Linked DNA regions of Mus musculus: region 1 is linked to region 2. Evidence: chromatin loops called from intact Hi-C (ENCODE). Cell type or tissue: gastrocnemius. All regions are shown on one strand. Each heading gives the region's core, and the rest is flanking DNA. Links, peaks and the distances in the headings are about the cores only. Region 1 holds the start of Gm35190 (a long non-coding RNA gene). Region 2 overlaps Net1 (neuroepithelial cell transforming gene 1).

Region 1 (8,334 bases), core at 164-8,163, 120 kb before region 2:
ACACATGGCTACCCCATAAGTTTGTTTTTGGTTTTCTGTCATTGTCCAAATATTCTTTGCACCCTCCACCCCTAACAAGGTATTGTAGTTAAATTAGAAACTGGCTTAAATGCCAGGTTATTTATGTGTGTGTACTTACGGATGATGGCAGACTGGCTGGGTCTATTTTTTCTGAGCAAGCAGGAAGGTTCCATACAGCAGGAGGGTACTTGTGTGATGCAAGGTGCGCAGAGAACAGCCTTTATTTAGACATTCAGTTCTTCACACTTTCCTCCCCAGGAGGACTCTTGGCTCTCCCTCCAGACAGCCTGTGTGTGTTAAGAAAAAGCAGAACATGGGGGTTTAAGGGAGGGAGGATTAACTTCAAGATCCGGTAATAATAGATTTTTGTTATGAGAGCGATTGCCCCACTCATACTTGAAATTCCCACATAGTATTTATATGATCCAGGTTACCCTCATCTCCCCAGATTGTTGATGCATTCCAAGGCATCATTCTTTTGGAGAAGAGTAGAAATATCCATTTGATCAAAGACAAAAATTCAGAAATTGCAGCAATTGGTACATCAAAGGTCAATGTGCTAAAATACTTGATTAAATATTACCTCAGTCTATAAAGAAATTACTGAGTCATTCTCTGTGGAGAGAGGTCTGCCAAAAGGTTTATGCACTTTAAAATACTTCTAGGGCACAGTGTTGTGTATCTGACATCCCAGAACTTGGGACAGGGGCAGGAGGAACAAGAATTTGAGATCAGTCTGGGTTATATGAATCCATCTTTTTTTTTTTTTTTTTTTAAAGTGTGTTTTATGTAAAGCTGAGTTGTGGCAATGAGGCCAGGTCTTCTTTGACAACGAACGTTGGGAAGACAATTATAGACCATATGATTTATGATTTACGTACAGCATGAAAACAAGCAGCATTCCTTGGTTGGAACAGTGGGTGTGTCCTCCATCATCTTCCCCAGCCCCAAGATAGAGACTCCAGACAGGATGCCTTCATCACTTGTAAACTGTAGAATAAACAGACAGCTGTTGGTCCAATGGCTGAAAATATCGCAGTCATTTTCAGAGAGTGAGGTCCTTGTTTCAAACTCCACTGGAACATTTTCCTACATTCTGATTAGTTTCTCCATCTAGGTTATTTGGGAACTTAAAGAAGAGGACCCAAACCTTGGAATCTGAATCCCTCAGGAACAGTGTAGTTACTGTGAGAGCTTGAGACAGAATGCGGTCTCTCTGAGGAGGGTATGGGGACTCTTTGAGGAAGGGGGCCTTCAGGTGGACCTACAGGACAGCAGGACAGGTGCACACATACCCTGGGTCTTGTGGAAATCTGAGAATGTGAAGACCATTTCCTTACCTGGTCCTGCCAGAAAAAAGACTTGCTCTTCATACTGAATCAGCTGCTTTCTCCAAGTAGCTGGCCAAGACAGCATCTTACTTCTACAAAGGAGGAGTCTTTGTGTTTTCTTTGGGCAGCAGCACCTCCCCCCAACCTCCTCTGTGATTGTTTCAGAAGGCAATTGGGAGTGGCTGTCATCCAGATCTGCCCAGCTCACCCAGCTGTCCTAGCTTCAGGGCAGGAGAGCTCCATTTTAACATTGTCCCTTTTGGGATCAGGGCAAAGGGGAGGAATGCAAGAAACAGTGGTGTTGTTGGTTCTGGGGTGTGGTGAATTTCTCTAGGGGGTAATTTAATGTGTTGGCAGGCTTCATGGCAAAACTTCCCTCCCCACAGGGTCACTATAATTCTTCATTATGAATAAATACATTCTCCACCATTTCTCCGCCCTGGCTATAACCCCTGCACTGCAGGCATGGCCACTTAATTAGTTAGGTTTCCTGTTCTTTCTTTTCTTCCTTCCTTCCTTCCTTCCTTCCTTCCTTCCTTCCTTCCTTCCTTCCTTCCTTCCTTCCTTCTTTCTTTCTTTTTTTTTTCTTTTTTGTTCTTGGTAATAATGGGACAGAGTCACATATACCCCAATCTTGCTTTAAACTCACTATGTAGCCAAGGATGACCTTGAACTTCTTTTATGTTTGTGTTCCTGTGACTATGTGTGCGTGTGCGTGTGCGTGTGTGTGTGTGTGTGTGTGTGTGTGTGTATTCTTGCAGATGTGATATCAGGGTTCAACTTCAAGTGTTACACCTCTGGAGCCATCCTCTTTGTTTTTGAGACAAAGTCTTTCACTGTCCAGGGCTTGCCAAGTAGACTAAGTTGGCTAGTCAATGGCTCCAGATACATACATGTCTATCTCTGCCTTCCCAGTATTGGGTTTTCAAGTGCACCCCCATGCCTGGATTTTATATGGGAATCAAAGGTCTCCATGCTTGTATAGCCAGCACTTTATTGCCTGAACCATCTTCTCAGACTGACCCTGAACTCCTGATCATCTTGCTTCTATGTCCAGTGTGCTTGGGCTACACGTGTGTGCCATCATACTTAGCTTTGAGCTGTTTCCTTTCTAGATTATGCCTGCCCTTGGTGGCAGCATTTAGAGTCAGCTTATGGGACTCTTCTGTCACCACAATCAGCTGAAAGTTAGATGTATCATTGGACTGATGCTCCCTGGGTCTTTTGGGACACCCCGGTTTTTTCAGTCTTCTTTCCCAGACCCAACTTCCAGGCATGATGTGTCCAGTTACCTCCAGTGCAGCTGTGAGAATATGATGGTCTCCCCAAGCCAGACTCTTGATAGGATGTTCTACAGTCCTCATCCTTAGCTTGAATGTTGGCAAGAATGTGGGGGTAGGGAAGGAACTTCTTGAGGTCAAAAGAGAAGACATGCTCTGAACACCTCTAAAAAAACAAACTGTCTTCTCAGTGATTGACCTGTCAAATGGAAAATGCATTAAGCCACCTTGGTGCTCAGGGAGAGAGTTCCCTTCAAGCTTGGAGTTCCTTCTGACATATTAGGTTGACTTTGCTCCTGAATCATAACAGGACAGTCTCTACTTTCAGAAGAAACTGCCTTTGATCTATTGTTTGGCAGCTGTTGCACAACTCTCAGATCTGGTGTGCCCACAGGCTTCCCTTGGTCAGAAAACAGGACATGCTAGGGAGATAAATCCTCAGAACTGCCGAGTTCCAAGGGAAGTCCTGGTCATTAGAGAGAACATGGCCCTCCGGAAAGACGCCAAGTTCCCTGTAATGCACAAAGCTCCTTTGATGTTAGTTTTTTATTGGGAGTAGTGTGAAGGTGCAAGAGTGGACTTGGGGAACCTCTGAGATTCCACCACACACTTCCTTACCTGGGCAGCCAGAGAAAGCCATGGGTGTGCACAGCAAGTAGGAAGCCAAGGAAACATTGCTTCATTGTCAAGTGTCACAACACAGGGTTGCTTTTTCTGGAAAAGATCCAGGAGGTCCAAGCTTAAAAGGTGCATTTGGAGGGTAAGATGAGGCATGGTAGGCAAAGTTTTGGGTGCTGAGTGTTAAGTAATATTATTCTAGAGTGCTGACAAAAGATAAACTCTGTGAGCTTGAATATTCTCTCTCTCTCTCTCTCTGTTTTTTTTTGGGGGGGGGGCGGCTTATGCACACTTCCTGAGGGTTCAAAGCCCTGTGCTCATAATCACAGGCCAAAGGACTGGGTCAATGCTTTTCTATCCATGCTAGCTCTTGGAACAAGGCCTCTCACTGAACCTGGAGCTAAGTTGGTAGCTCACAGTCATAGTAATCCTCCTGCCTCTCTCCTGTCCCACATTGGTGGGGTAAGAGCAGGGTGAGTGGCTGTACCTGGCTCTTTACATGGGAGTTTGAAGGCATGTCCTCACATCGATGAAGCAATGTTCTTACCTGCTGTGCTATCTCCCTAGCCCTAACAACCCTGCACACTGTGCAGAGCATGGCAATACCTTGACTTCTCCATGACCGTCTTCCTAAGGCTGGAAACTGTGGTTGTTTCTCGGCAGGCTTTGGGGAACCCACAAACTTCTTGAACTTGATCCAAGACATGCAGTGCCTGGGTGTTGCCCTAAGCCCAGGGTCTAGTGAAAGGGATTTTGTAAACAATACATTTTCTAAGAGTGAAGGACTATGGTGAATTTCATCATATAGAGACCTTGTGACCTGGCTGTCTGGCTCTTTAAGTAACATTGTGGGATTGGCCTTATACTTCCTTCAGAGAAGGAACAAAAACCTCTACTCAAGTCTCAAAATTTGGAATAATTTATTCTATTTCTAGATTACTTGCACGTGTGTATGCGTGTGTTTGTGTGTGTGTGTGTGTGAGAGAGAGAGAGAGAGAGAGAGAGAGCGCACATATGTGTGTGTGTGTGATTTGTAGGAGGGAGAAAGTGCATTCTGTAAGAGTGCTGTGTGAGCACAGGCTTGCTTGTAAGCAGGACTCACTAAGTGCAAGGATTGTGACCATTAGCGCTGGCCAGTGTTTTGTTCCCTTTTCCTTCTTTCTGTTTGGACAAAGTGTCTCCACTTTGAAGACCTGCTTTGCTGTTACTTCAAAAACTCTGTCTGTTGCCCTCTGGTCCACACAGACATTCAGGGGATGGCTCCTATCCTGCGTGTGCCAGCAATTTGGGCCAACTGCAACAGCGGAAACCAAGACAGCTCTGGAAAAATATTTGTTTAATTAGCAGAAATGATCTGTGATCCGAATCCACGTTTAACTGCCTGGCCCACTGCCAAGGCTGATGAATTTTCCTTCAAGACTGTGTTTGGTTTTGAATTGAGTAGTGGTGTTAGACTCTGTGGCTTGTACCCTGGGGTAGGGAGCAGATTGGCTCTGCTCAGATGTGAGATGTTTCCCTGACAGGCAGTGCCAGGCACACATGGGGGAAATAGAAGGATGGGCTAGTTAGTGTAAGCTCCTCACAGTGCCACGAGGATTTAGTTCTGCCATGATGGGTAATTTTGCAAGAGTGTGCAGACAATGTTGCATGGTGGGTGTGTGAGGAGATCGTGGGAAAAGCACCAGAGCATCAGAAAGAAGTAAGTGGCTTATGGGAATTCTCACTCTTACAAACGGAGCTGTGTGACTTCTCTGCCTGTGTTATAGAAGATGGGTCCCTTGGGATCCTTAGAGAAGGAGTCACTAGTATAATAGTGAAACGGAGTGAGAAGGGTCGATGGCCTCAGGGAAGCACCTCAGAGTTGACGGTAAACCGAAATGACATATGAAAATGTCAAGGATGAGCCAAGAATGTTTCAGAGAGGGGGTGGATGAGCCCCAAGCAGCCCTGCCTCATTCCCAGCCTAGGCTTGCTCTAGGGAAGTTAGAGCTTCAGAACTAGCCCTACCTACTCCCAGCCTTGTCAAACTGGGTGAAACTTGTGATTCCTCTCAAGACTCCTGGGCTGTACCACACCTACTCAGGCCTTTATGGGTAGAGCATCTTAGGGTGCTTTGAAGGCAGAATTCTCACTTTCCCAGGGACTTCTCTTATAAAAAGCTGGGGACTTTTGTCTGGGAGCCTCCCTGATGGTCCCTATGTTATCCACCCTCCAGGCCCTGAACACTGTGGTTGTGTTTGGGAAAGCCCATGGTTGGGGAGAGGGGTCCTGCTAGGAAGAGAGGAGTGAGGTGCCAATGTCTACCTGCTCCCTTCCTTGCCTGGGTTCTTTGCACTTCCGGTCTCCCTTTCCCTTCCACATGTGTAGACCGCTCCTTACTTACATATCCTTTGGTCTCTAAATATGGGTTGGGTCCAGAGACCCTCCTGCTTTCCCCACACTCTGTCCCCCTTCATTGGAGCTCAGTCCTTGATTGCCCCATTTCGCATTACCCCAAGGAGACTTGGCACGGTCTCCTCCTGTTGGGCCCTTGTCCGACAAAGCAGTAGTTGCTTTTCTGACTTCTCTGTAAAGTTTCAACAGTTTTGTTTTCTGAGAACAGAGTTCCCCAAAGATATAAGCTAAAGAACAAAAGTTTGATGGGGAAGTAGAAGAAACTCTGAGAGTACAGATGCCTCTAGTACTGAGGACTACTGTGCAGAAGTTCAGCCTACTGATCTCAAAAAAAAAAAAAAAAAATCACTGATCTGATCCTCATAGGGGCTTGGGTCAGATTGGAAGCCCCCAGTATAGTATGGTGATATACATCTCAAATACTCAGGAGACTTAGCCAGAAGGACCACAACGTCTCTGTTAGCTTGGGGCAACTTAGAGAGACCCTGTCTCAAAAATAAAATGAAAGGGGGTCTGGGTTTATATTAGTGGAAGGTTGCTTGGTTAGTGTAGGCCAAGGCCCTAGGTTCAAGTCCCAGTACCTCAAAAAGGAAAACGAGAGAGAGAGAGAGAGAGAGAGAGAGAGAGAGAGAGAGAGAGAGAGAGAGAGAGAGAGAAGAAGAAGAAGAAGAAGAAGAAGAAGAAGAAGAAGAAGAAGAAGAAGAAGAAGAGAGAAAGGAAGGGAGAAAAGGAGGGAAAAAGACAGGAGAGGGAAGAAGAGGGTGTGGAAGTCAGGGAGAAGGAATAAAAGAGGAGGAAAAGGAAGGGGAGGGGAGGGAAGGGAAGGGAAAGGGGGAAGGGTAGGGGAGGGGAAGAGGGAGGGGGAGGGGAAGGGAGGAAAGGGAGTTCTTTTTGTCTCCTTGGATTCACTAAATGTTGGGAGCTAGATGTAGATTCTGTCTGAGACACTCAGAGATTCATTACATTACTGTGTCCAGCTTGCCAGTGTAGGCAGGGTGGGTGTCAGACACAGGGACCCTGCAGATGAGCAGCAATATCTGAAAGACAGAGCAAGGTCAGTGGTCAGAGCTGGGTCTCCTGAGAAGGAACTATTTTTCCTCCTCTGCAGAGTTAGCGAGGACCCAAGGTAAAAGAATGGGGGAGGGACAGCTTTCCCTTCAGTGTGAATAGAAGCTGTGCTTTTTTGGAAGAGTCCATAAGAGAAAATACAGAACCTGAGAGGCTGAGGGTCAGGGTGGGACACTCCAGTGAAGGACAGTTTCTGCTTGCTTTTTGTCGTCTTGGTCAGAGGTCCTAGGTAAATAGATGTCTGGGAGAAACTGACTGTATATAATCTTATGAATGAGGATGTTGCACACACAGAGAAGCTCAGGGTGGGGGTGGGGGTGGGGATGGGGATGCGTAGGGTCTCTTGGAGATGACCCAAGTCATTTTGTCTAGAGAGTTATACCCATCCCGAGACCAGTCCAGATGTGAAGTTTTCTTCCCTCCACTCCTGAAGACACTTGTTAGCCATACTGTCTCACCCTGGCAGTGGGGCCTGAATCCATGTGGCAGCCTCTCCTGAACATAGAGAAACACTTGCATGATGTCTTACTTCACATACCAGCAGCTCAGTTTCCTTCCTTCTAAGCTGAGGACCTGGCTCCCACCTCCTAAATTCAATTTGGCTTTGTGTGTTTATGTAAATGATGTATGTTGGTGGTACATGCTCATGTATGTATGTGCATGTATGAGGCCAGAGGACAAACTTGGGTGCCATTCTTTAGGTGCCTTCTAATGATTTTCTTTTTACTTCTTCTTTTTCCTCTTTTTCTTCCTCTTCTTCCTCCTCCCCCTCCTCCTCTCCTGTATGTGTATGGTATCTGTGCATTTGTATATACACATTTGAATGTATGTGAGCCTGCATGTGGGTGTGGATGTGCGTGCACATAGAGGCCCATGGTTGACATCAGGTTTCACTCTGAATCATCTTCTAGTTTACATATTTAGGCAGGATTTCTCACTTGAACCTAGAGCTCAATGATTTGGCTAATCCAGCTACCCAACTTGGTCTCTGCCTCCTGAATCCTGAGTTGGATATGGGCCATTATGCCCCCCTGGTTTTTTGATGGGTGTTGGAGAATCGCAACCCCAGTTCTTATGCCATTGTTACAAAGGCTTATCTACTGAGTCATCTCCTCTGCCCTAGTTTGTTTTCTGAGACAGTCTTTCATTGTCCTGGACCTTAGTTAGGCTCCTGGGCATGCCAGAAACCTCAGGGATGGGCCTACCTCTGCTTGCCCAACCTTGGGATGGCAAGTGTGCCATTGTGGCAGGCAAGCTTCTTTGTATGGATTCTGGGGGTTGAACTCAGGTCGTTATGCTTGCAGGACAAACATTTGTGCTGACTGAGCCATCTCTACAAGCCTAAGTTTTCTAATTTTAGTATTCATAATGTCTTTCCTTAACGCTCTCATTCTTAGGGTTTCTTTGTTTTTGTTTTTGATCTTTTGAATTACAAGCATCAATTTTCTACCCATGGGGAGATTTATATGAAAACTCCTTGGCTCAATGGAGGTGGCTTTGTCTTTCATCTGAACTATTTCACTCCTCTTCTCTGCTTTCTCCTTTCTTTTCCTGAGAGAGGAGAGGGAGAGAGGGAGGAAGAGAGGGAGGGAGGGAGGGAAGAAGGGAGGGAGACACACACG
Region 2 (8,334 bases), core at 188-8,187:
AGGCAAAAGGCCGGTCAGGACTACATAGTGACACTGTCTCAAAAATAGATCACCATTAAATTAAAAAGTAACAGAAAAACATTCTTTCCCCTAAAATTTCTGACAAGAACAAATTACTTTAAAAGAGAGGGGTGCAAGGAAACCAAGTAAAAATAACTCTCGTATAATTTAAGAACAAAGTGGGAAAAAAGGACAAAGTTAGAAAGAAGCATAAATGAGTCCACAGCCCACGAAGCATCTAGCTCCTGAGTGTGCACATACACGCACCAGAAGGAACCTCAGAGACTCAAGGACTTCAAAGAGAATCCAAACTCTGGAGGCTTGAAGAGACAGGGTTGTAAACCACTCCCTCCTCCTCCAAATAACTAACTGGGAAGCAAAACTTAAACTACAAACCACAATGAGCTGAACAAGAAGCCTTTGAGCCACGCAGTAAAGTGGCATATGCCGTCTGACAAGGGCCTTCAGCACACATCTGTGCAGACTGAGTGACACACGCGTGTGCAGGGGCAGCTAGAGGCATTCCTTTCCATTTAGTAAAGACGGCACAAAGCGTCTCCTGTTTGAATGGAGATAGAATTACCTCACAAAGCAAGATATGCCACCATGAACTGGAACCAAAGCAGCTGCCTGACTCGTGTGCTTTGGAAGCAGAGGTTAGCACCTCTTCCCTGTTCAAAGCATAAAAGTTTCACTTCCTAGTAAATCACCAAATATTTAAGCTCCGTTTGAAGGTCTTTAGAAAGGTGCACCTCCCAGTGAGTCAGAAAGTAAAAGTCAGTTTACCTAAGAAGACATTTTGATATTATCATACTAAATAAAATTGTCAAATTCTTGCCTTTTAAGATTAGTTAATGTAAAACTTCTAAATTCGTGGCAATTACAAACTATGTTATGCTTGGGAGGCAGAGGCAGGTGGATTTCTGAGTTCGAGGCCAGCCTGGTCTACAGAGTGAGTTCCGGGACAGCCAGGGCTACACAGAGAAACACTGTCTCAAAAAAAAAAAAAAAAAAAAAGAAGCCAACAACCCCCCCCCCCCCCATGTAATGTTTAAAATGAAAAAGAAATGATTCTGATTGACTAAGCAGGTCCTGTGAGTATCAGGCAGGCACCCTCTCACTAGAGAACTACAACATGTAGACTTAGGTAACTAAGTGTCTATCTAAAAGCACTTGTAAGGCACTAATATAAATTTTGTGTATGCATTTCTTCAGACTGCACTTGGTGGCTAAACACATTCACAGTTCTTTAAAAATAACTACAATATCACTTCTTTATAAAGCATATTGCTATTCAATAGTCAAGTCTAACATGTTTGGTAAGAAAGTATAGTGTGTGTACTTGGCAGGTTTAAATAGAGCATTGACAGTAGTTCCAGGCTAGCCTGACCTAGCCTGGGCTACCCAGTGTGAACTCAAAAAAAGCAAAAACCAAACCAAACCAAACTAAACCAAAAAGAACTAAACTAAACTAAACCAAACCAAACCAAACCAAAATGGCAAACATGGTGGAACAACCATTTGGGAACTCCTTTTCAAATAATGAAAAATTTTAATGAAAGGTAAAAACATATCACTGTCAATTTCAGGATACAGACACTAGTTGAAGAAAAGATCAAACATAATTTTATTTTATTTTATTTTTGGTGGAGAAGTGAAATGGATTAGGCACTTAAGAGTCAGCAAAAAGGTAGGGGCAAAATCTATATCTTTGGGAATATGGATTACAATTTGAGCTAGGAAAATTATAAGCAAAGCAGTCCTTCTACAGGTCCAAGAGAACTCCTTCAGTTATCTGATTTATTAAGGACAAGAACATCTGCACCATAAGACTGTTGTTACACCTACACGCACCTCTCCCTGGCAGGACTCAGCAGTGATATTTGGACTTGATGAAAGTACACACCCACACTCCCCCACAGGCACAGACACCCAGCCCCCCAAGGCCAGGCTTAATTATATAATGGTGGTGACTTGCTTATCGAGCTGGAAGGTTGTTACAGTGAACACTAGGATTCATAGACACTGATGCCTGTCTCCCCTAAAGACAAGCAGCAAATCTGGGAGAATAAACATGAATGCTAACAAGGCTAACGTCGAGCAACTTCTATCGCAACAGGCAACCTTTTATGAGGGCTAAGGTTCACTTGGAAGGGGCAAAGCCACTCTCAGGGGTCTACGCTGTTTACTTAGGTTAATCTTTAATCAGACTATCTAGTTCAGCTGGCCAGAGCATCCGTCCTAGTAGGAAAGCTGCCTGACCCTGCTGGGCTTTGAGAACTCAATTTGAGTTCACCTCCCCTACTTAGGGGAGGTGTCCTAAAATATTTCCAAAGTATCTATAAGAAAGTTACGTCTACTTTCATGCTAGCTTTCCTGGGATGTATCTTATTTATAAGCACAGCCGCTTGGGTAACCTTTCCCCCAATGATGTCATGACAAGGCATACTTCAGGGTCAGTCAAATCATGGAACTTTAAAGGGCAGCCTGCGTCTCGGTTTTATTCCTTCCTTCAAACATAATCGCTCACTTGGCAACAACTTTGAAAAACAGAAAAACAAGAATAAAAAAGGCTTTTTGAGAGAGATAAAGGCAAGTTTTGATTACAAACTATTTTTCCTTAGGTCATGAGGGCTGTGTTCTGAAGCAGGGACTCTGACCCTGGTTATTTGGATGCTCCAGGAAAATAGCCCATGTCTCATCCTACGGAAAAGGCTCAACCTTGAGGGCCTTGAAAGATAACTACCTTGGGGATTTTCACTCACAGCCTTGTAGGAAGAAGCATTCTCTTGTTGATTTTATAAAATGTAAGAAAAAGTGAACCCAAACAAATAACAAAATTCAGTATCAACCCCCAATGGCGCCCCAATGATTGTATATAACAAGCTGTCTCCTTGAGGCATGTGATTAAACTGCTCATTTAAAAAATGGACAATTACATATATATTTTTCGTAAAAAACCATCACTATCTTCAAAAGATTTGGTAGGCTGAACCCATAACCATTTCTACTGGCAGCAGGAAACACCGCAGCACCAATCAACTGCCAAGATTACAAAAAAATTGCATGAAATAATTTTTTCCATAAATGTTCATAAAGACTTTAGAAAGCCAGGCAGGCAGTGTTCCCCCGACTCAAATACCCTTTCAGAAGGAAAAAGGGAACGGCAAGCCTAACTACACAGGGAAAGAATGAACACGCATCCCAGGTCGGACTTACTCACTTGTTCACCAGCATCGAGAGGAAAATATTTTTCTTTTTCTTTCCTTTCTTAAAACAGTCTCCATGACTTAGTAATGCAAGTTAGGGGGGGGGGGGGAAGCACAACCATATCGAACATGAGAAATGTTTACCCAGAGACTCATATATTTAAAATCTCCTTTGTATGTAACTTTTCACAATTTTAGCTATGCTATAGTAAAAAAAAATTGCTTAAACTTAGACCACAGTTCTTAAACACATTTCAGCCTTGCTTATAATAGTTGCACATTTTAGGATGTAATACGATTAAAAGTTTGAAAGTGAAGTTTAAAATCTTAGAAGTTCTGCGGAGTTGGAAAGCATTCCTTCGGTCTGCTCTTACCTCCTGCTCCCGGAAGGGCTGGTTATTAACATCTAAGACTCGGATCGTCCTTTTAATGGGCAGGAGACCTCCGATCTCATCATGCGCCACCATGCTTTACAAGTGTCCTTTCAAATCTTTCGGGTTAGTCCACATGCGAGTCAGCCCTGCAGGGCAACGCCGCCAAGGCGCCGGGCTTTTCTTCTGAGAGCTCAGCCTGGCCCGGCAGCCATGCGCCCATGCCTCCGCTCGCGGTGGAGCTCTGCTTCTGCAAAGGCAGCGAGCACGCACGCAGAGCTCAGGAGTCCGGGGCGGGGCCAGGACCCACGTGACTCCCGATAACTGCGGAGGGGCGCGCACCTAGGCTGCTCCGCGAGAGCCCGGAGCTGCCTGAGCTAAGCCGGTCCCTCGCAATAAAAAAGGCACTGGAACTTGCACAGAAAGAGCCGAAGCCCACAGGAGGCCGAGTGAACGCCAGAGGAACCTATCTCAGTTACTTCTCTAGCACTTAGTTACTGACAGAGAACCTCTAAAATTTAGAGATTTCTCTAAAATTAGTGCCTTGGAAAGGGCTGAGTATGTGTTAAAAAACTACGCAGCAAAGACTTGTGGGTTAAAAAATTATGTAGTAAAGAAGAGCCTAGTTACCCAGCAGCACCGGCTTAAGCACAACGGTAAAATTACCTGCCTCTTAAAACAAGGTTCCTATGGGGGCCAAAGGATTCATGGGGGAGAGGCCTATATGAAAATGTCACAGTACATCTGTTACTTTGTGCACAGAAAATCTAAAGTAGTTCCTGCTCCCCCCACCCCCTTTTTTTAAATTCAAGGACTGACAGGGAACCACAGAGGGCACCTTCAGTCCACTCTATTCCTATTGGACCACCTGGTCCTGGGAAAAGCTAGACGGGCCTAGTTCAAATTTCCAGGATCAGTATACCGATCTTGGTGTGAGACATTTATGCCATAAAAACACACAGCAGGATCCTCCCCTAAACTTATCTTGATATGGTCTTCATAGGTCCAACAGTCCAGCTTACAAAGCCTGGCATTTTAAAGGGAAGAACAGCCCCACCCCAGGGAGAGCCACCCAGGAGAGGCCAGCTGCCAACTTGTCCAAAACTTTCCTATATGGAAGGGCACTATTTCTCAAGTTAGGACCTGAGATATAGCGGACTTCCTCCCGGATTTGTTTTGCACAGTAGGTAGGCCCATCTTAATTAACAGTGTGCAGATATTATATGCTGGGAAACTGGAAAGCTACAGTGAAGTATTTACAAGTGTAAAATAAGCCCTGTATGAAAAGGCACAACTCTAGATTCTTGGGTGATAAAGTGTAGGCTTTGTAGCCGAGACCCTAGTGTGTAACGGCGGAAGCAGGCTGTATGGAGAGGCAGGGGTAAAAGCTTTTGCAAGTCCAAGTAAGCCGTGTAGTTAGCAAGTGCCATTCAGGGCTACCCTCCTGCCTGACACGTGGGTGGGAAAGCTCGCAGGGAAACTTCTAAAGGTTGGGCTTCCAGGTTGGGCTTCCGTGAACCTCCAATGCCTCGCTGCTTCACCCAGGACTGAGTAAGAGCACAAGGATGAGGAGACAGACTCCTTCCTACAAGGCCACAGGCTGATGACCTTGCAGGCACCTGGGGCTAGAGGTGTTGAAGGTGATTAAAGGTGACTGGGAAACCAGGCAAATCTCAGAAGGCATAAGGTACCAAGAGCTTGAGGACAAATGCAATGTGTCAACGATTTTAAACATATGAGCAACTGTTTCACAAGTTGAACAATGATTTTGCAAGAAAATACTAAATTTCTTTTGATCCACTGCATCTGAAGGAACAAGAACACACAACTGAAGCCACTCAGTCAGATCTGGAGTCATTTGGGAGGGGTGTGGAGAAGATATCTGCATGGATTTTCTTTGGAAAAATCTGAACTAAAACACAGTCCAAGGGGTAAATACTGGAGGAATGACCACCGGGGAAAAATAATTCTGTAAACGAAAGAGAGAGAAAGCAAGAAGGAGGGGAAGAGGGAAGGGAAAGAGCTACAGATCTTTACTGAGCATCTCAGATCTGTCAGCAGGGACAGAGGTAAATCCTGGCAAGGGGGCGGGAGAATCAGTGGCAAACAGTGAGGTGAGACTAAAGCATGATTTACCAATGTACAGCCTAGCACCACCTTGTCCAGGAAGGGCCATGGCTATGTCTGTATCTACACATTCAGGCCACCACCAGGGTCTCGCAGGGCTCTGCATCTTGCTGTTTGAGTGGTGGAGCCTGCTTTAGAGTTGATGACTATTTGTAAAAGCAGCTGGTACACGGCTTCACTTGGAGGCACGTGAATATCATGGACTTTCAGGTAAGATCAAAGGTCCTTCGAGATAATACAAATAAATAGTGTAGGCCAGCAGGACCCGCTGAGACACTTGGTCCAGTTAGCTTCCTCAGTTAAAAACCAACGCAAGTGAGGCCAACAGCATGGCCACACAGTCCCAGCAGGGAAGAGAAGGAAGTGCAGTGGGGTTAGGAAAGAGGCTGCCAGGGATTCTCATGGGTCTCTTACCCAACGTCTTCTCAAAACTGTTTTTCCACTTAGCTCTGTGTGAAGTATGGCCAAGATAAGGAGGGGAAAGGATAGTTTTCATTTCCGTCTTTCAGCTGGGACCCTAGAGGGAAAGACTGATGTCTCAAGCAGAAAGTCTATGTGAAACAAACTGGATCTAGCATAGTGGACCAGTTAAAACCAAAACAGTTTACAGCAAACAAACGAAAACAACAAACCTTTGGCCAGTAAACTCTTAGTTTCATTTTAATGTGTAGGTTTGTGGTCTAATCTTGAACAAGACAACTAGATAACGTCCCAAAGTCACAACATGGACATGTCCACGTTCAGCTGGCACAGACTAGTGACCCATGCTCTTCAGTTTACTCAAGAGGAAACTTAAAGGGAGGGGTGAAGAACAGGAAGGGAACTCTGTGTTACAGCTCCATGCATGTGACTTTATTTAATAATGCTACAAAGCATCACTGCTGTCACCTTGAAGACGGAGAAAGATGGGAATTTAAGAAACTTATCCAAAGGTGCTGGTGACTCCGTGCCTGGAAAGAGTTGAACGTGTTCAACTTTGTTGTGGTATATCTTCCAGACAAGAGACCAGGCATAAACCCCTCAGCATATGTTCTGGTAACCTACACAGTGCGTAGAAAGCACTAGAACGAGGTTCAGAAGAGCGAGATTTCAAATCTAAACCTCCTGAGTCCTGTGCCGATGTTCATTTAATAATGGCTAATGTCTTAAAGAGGAGACCACAGGCAAAGGCTGGGACTTCAGGTGACTTACAATAACAGGATAGGCACAGAGATAAATTAGTTGGTTAACGTTAGGAGAGGCCTTATTTCAACCAGTGGTCATGCCCAGTGAGGCTCTCAACAGCAAGGTTTTCCCAGTTCTTGACTGATGGTACCATGGAGGTAATCAGCCGGTTGAATTTCCATTGTGTGGGGAATAAGATGTGAAAAATTAAAATTTATCCTTCACTTATCTAAAAATAGCACAGCTTGGTAAACAGAATCAAGTTTCTGATAAAGTTACTGGTTTGCAAGGCCCAGCTTTAGTTAGAGAACCTTGTTCTGCCTGGATGGAAAGGTCACACTGCGTCCTCTGTCTACCAAAAGGGGACTGTTAGGCTATCCTTATGCCTACGGTGAAAACTCAACCTACATTTAGTATGAAGTAAACTCAACCTTGAAAGTAAAAAACACTTTTTGCTGTAGGTACTGCTTCCTTTTATCAGGTAAGTTGGCAAGCAGGCTCAGGACTGCCGAAGACCAACTAAGTTCTCTGCTGCCCTCTACAGGAAATACTGTGAAATGCAGGGGCAGCCTGCTTTTCTCAACATGGTAATCACGTTTGTTTAGGTTACTATATCGATGATTACATAAACAAGTTTTTCATTTGAAGAAAAACATAGATTATTTATACCTCTGACCCTCATGTAAACATTTATTTAAATGTTGTATAGTGCATAAAACACATTCCACAGATCATAAATACTTCAGGACCTTTTCTAAATGCAAGGAACTGTTCTATTTTTAAAACTCTAGACTTAAAAATCACAAATATGTAACATGTATTATTTTTCTACTAAAATAGATAAGTTATAAATAACATTCAAAAGTGTTACTAAAAAAGGAAGCACCAATAAAGAAATGGGAACTTTTGAGAAATCTACTACTAACAAAAAAGTACAGAAACATTATGAAAGAAATGAGTAATGAAGTTATTTGTGGATTTGTTTTTTAAAAAGTCACTGATTTAAAAAGTGTGTGTATTCAAGCTTTAGTAAGTACTTTGGTGTAGAAAAGAGCTTAGCTGAGGTCAATTAAGTGCTATTGAACAAGAGTACAAAAGATGATGTTTGCATCTTGTTCTTTGTAAAGATAACACAAATACCAAGTAAAATGAGTACTGCTGTTTGTGGTGACTTTGTCTCAAATACACAGGATAATAATAATTTCCAGTAGAGTGTATTAGTTCCTATCTTGAGATTTATTATTATTATTATTATTATTATTATTATTATTATGTGTGTGATATGTATGTGTGCAGATATGAATCAGAGGACGGCTTTAGGGCCTGGTTCTCTCCTTCCACTGCGAGTTCTAGGGATCAGACTCTGGGTGTTTGGCTTGTGTGACCAATGCCTTGACCTCCTGTGTCATCTTGCCAGGCCACATCTCTTCTGATACACTAGGATGCTGGTTCCTCCCATTTTC

Evidence for each region. Hi-C counts contacts between places; a loop is a spot of excess contacts. Peaks named below come from ENCODE experiments on the same cell type or tissue, not always from the same donor. Only the 100,000 strongest peaks of a DNase experiment are listed, where the experiment ranks them.
Region 1: a loop joins it to region 2, with 2.7 times the contacts of the local background. A loop is called at or near these places in 7 of 42 quality-filtered maps.

The regions. Positions count from the first base shown.
Region 1 is chr13:3,765,761-3,774,094 of GRCm38, forward strand. It overlaps Gm35190 (a long non-coding RNA gene), which reads right to left and starts at 1,550. Exons shown (of 4, transcript XR_382020.3): 1 at 1,362-1,550; 2 at 903-1,011; 3 at 140-308. In gastrocnemius, for the core only: no CTCF peak of the experiment used is centred there; a DNase peak (open chromatin) is centred at 4,650; H3K27ac peaks cover 3,723 bases.
Region 2 is chr13:3,889,710-3,898,043 of GRCm38, forward strand. All of the region lies in intron 3 of Net1 (neuroepithelial cell transforming gene 1), which reads right to left. Among named protein-coding and RNA genes, the nearest start is that of Net1, 24 kb to the right of the region's middle. In gastrocnemius, for the core only: no CTCF peak of the experiment used is centred there; DNase peaks (open chromatin) are centred at 3,856 and 7,412; H3K4me3 peaks cover 4,609 bases; H3K27ac peaks cover 5,698 bases.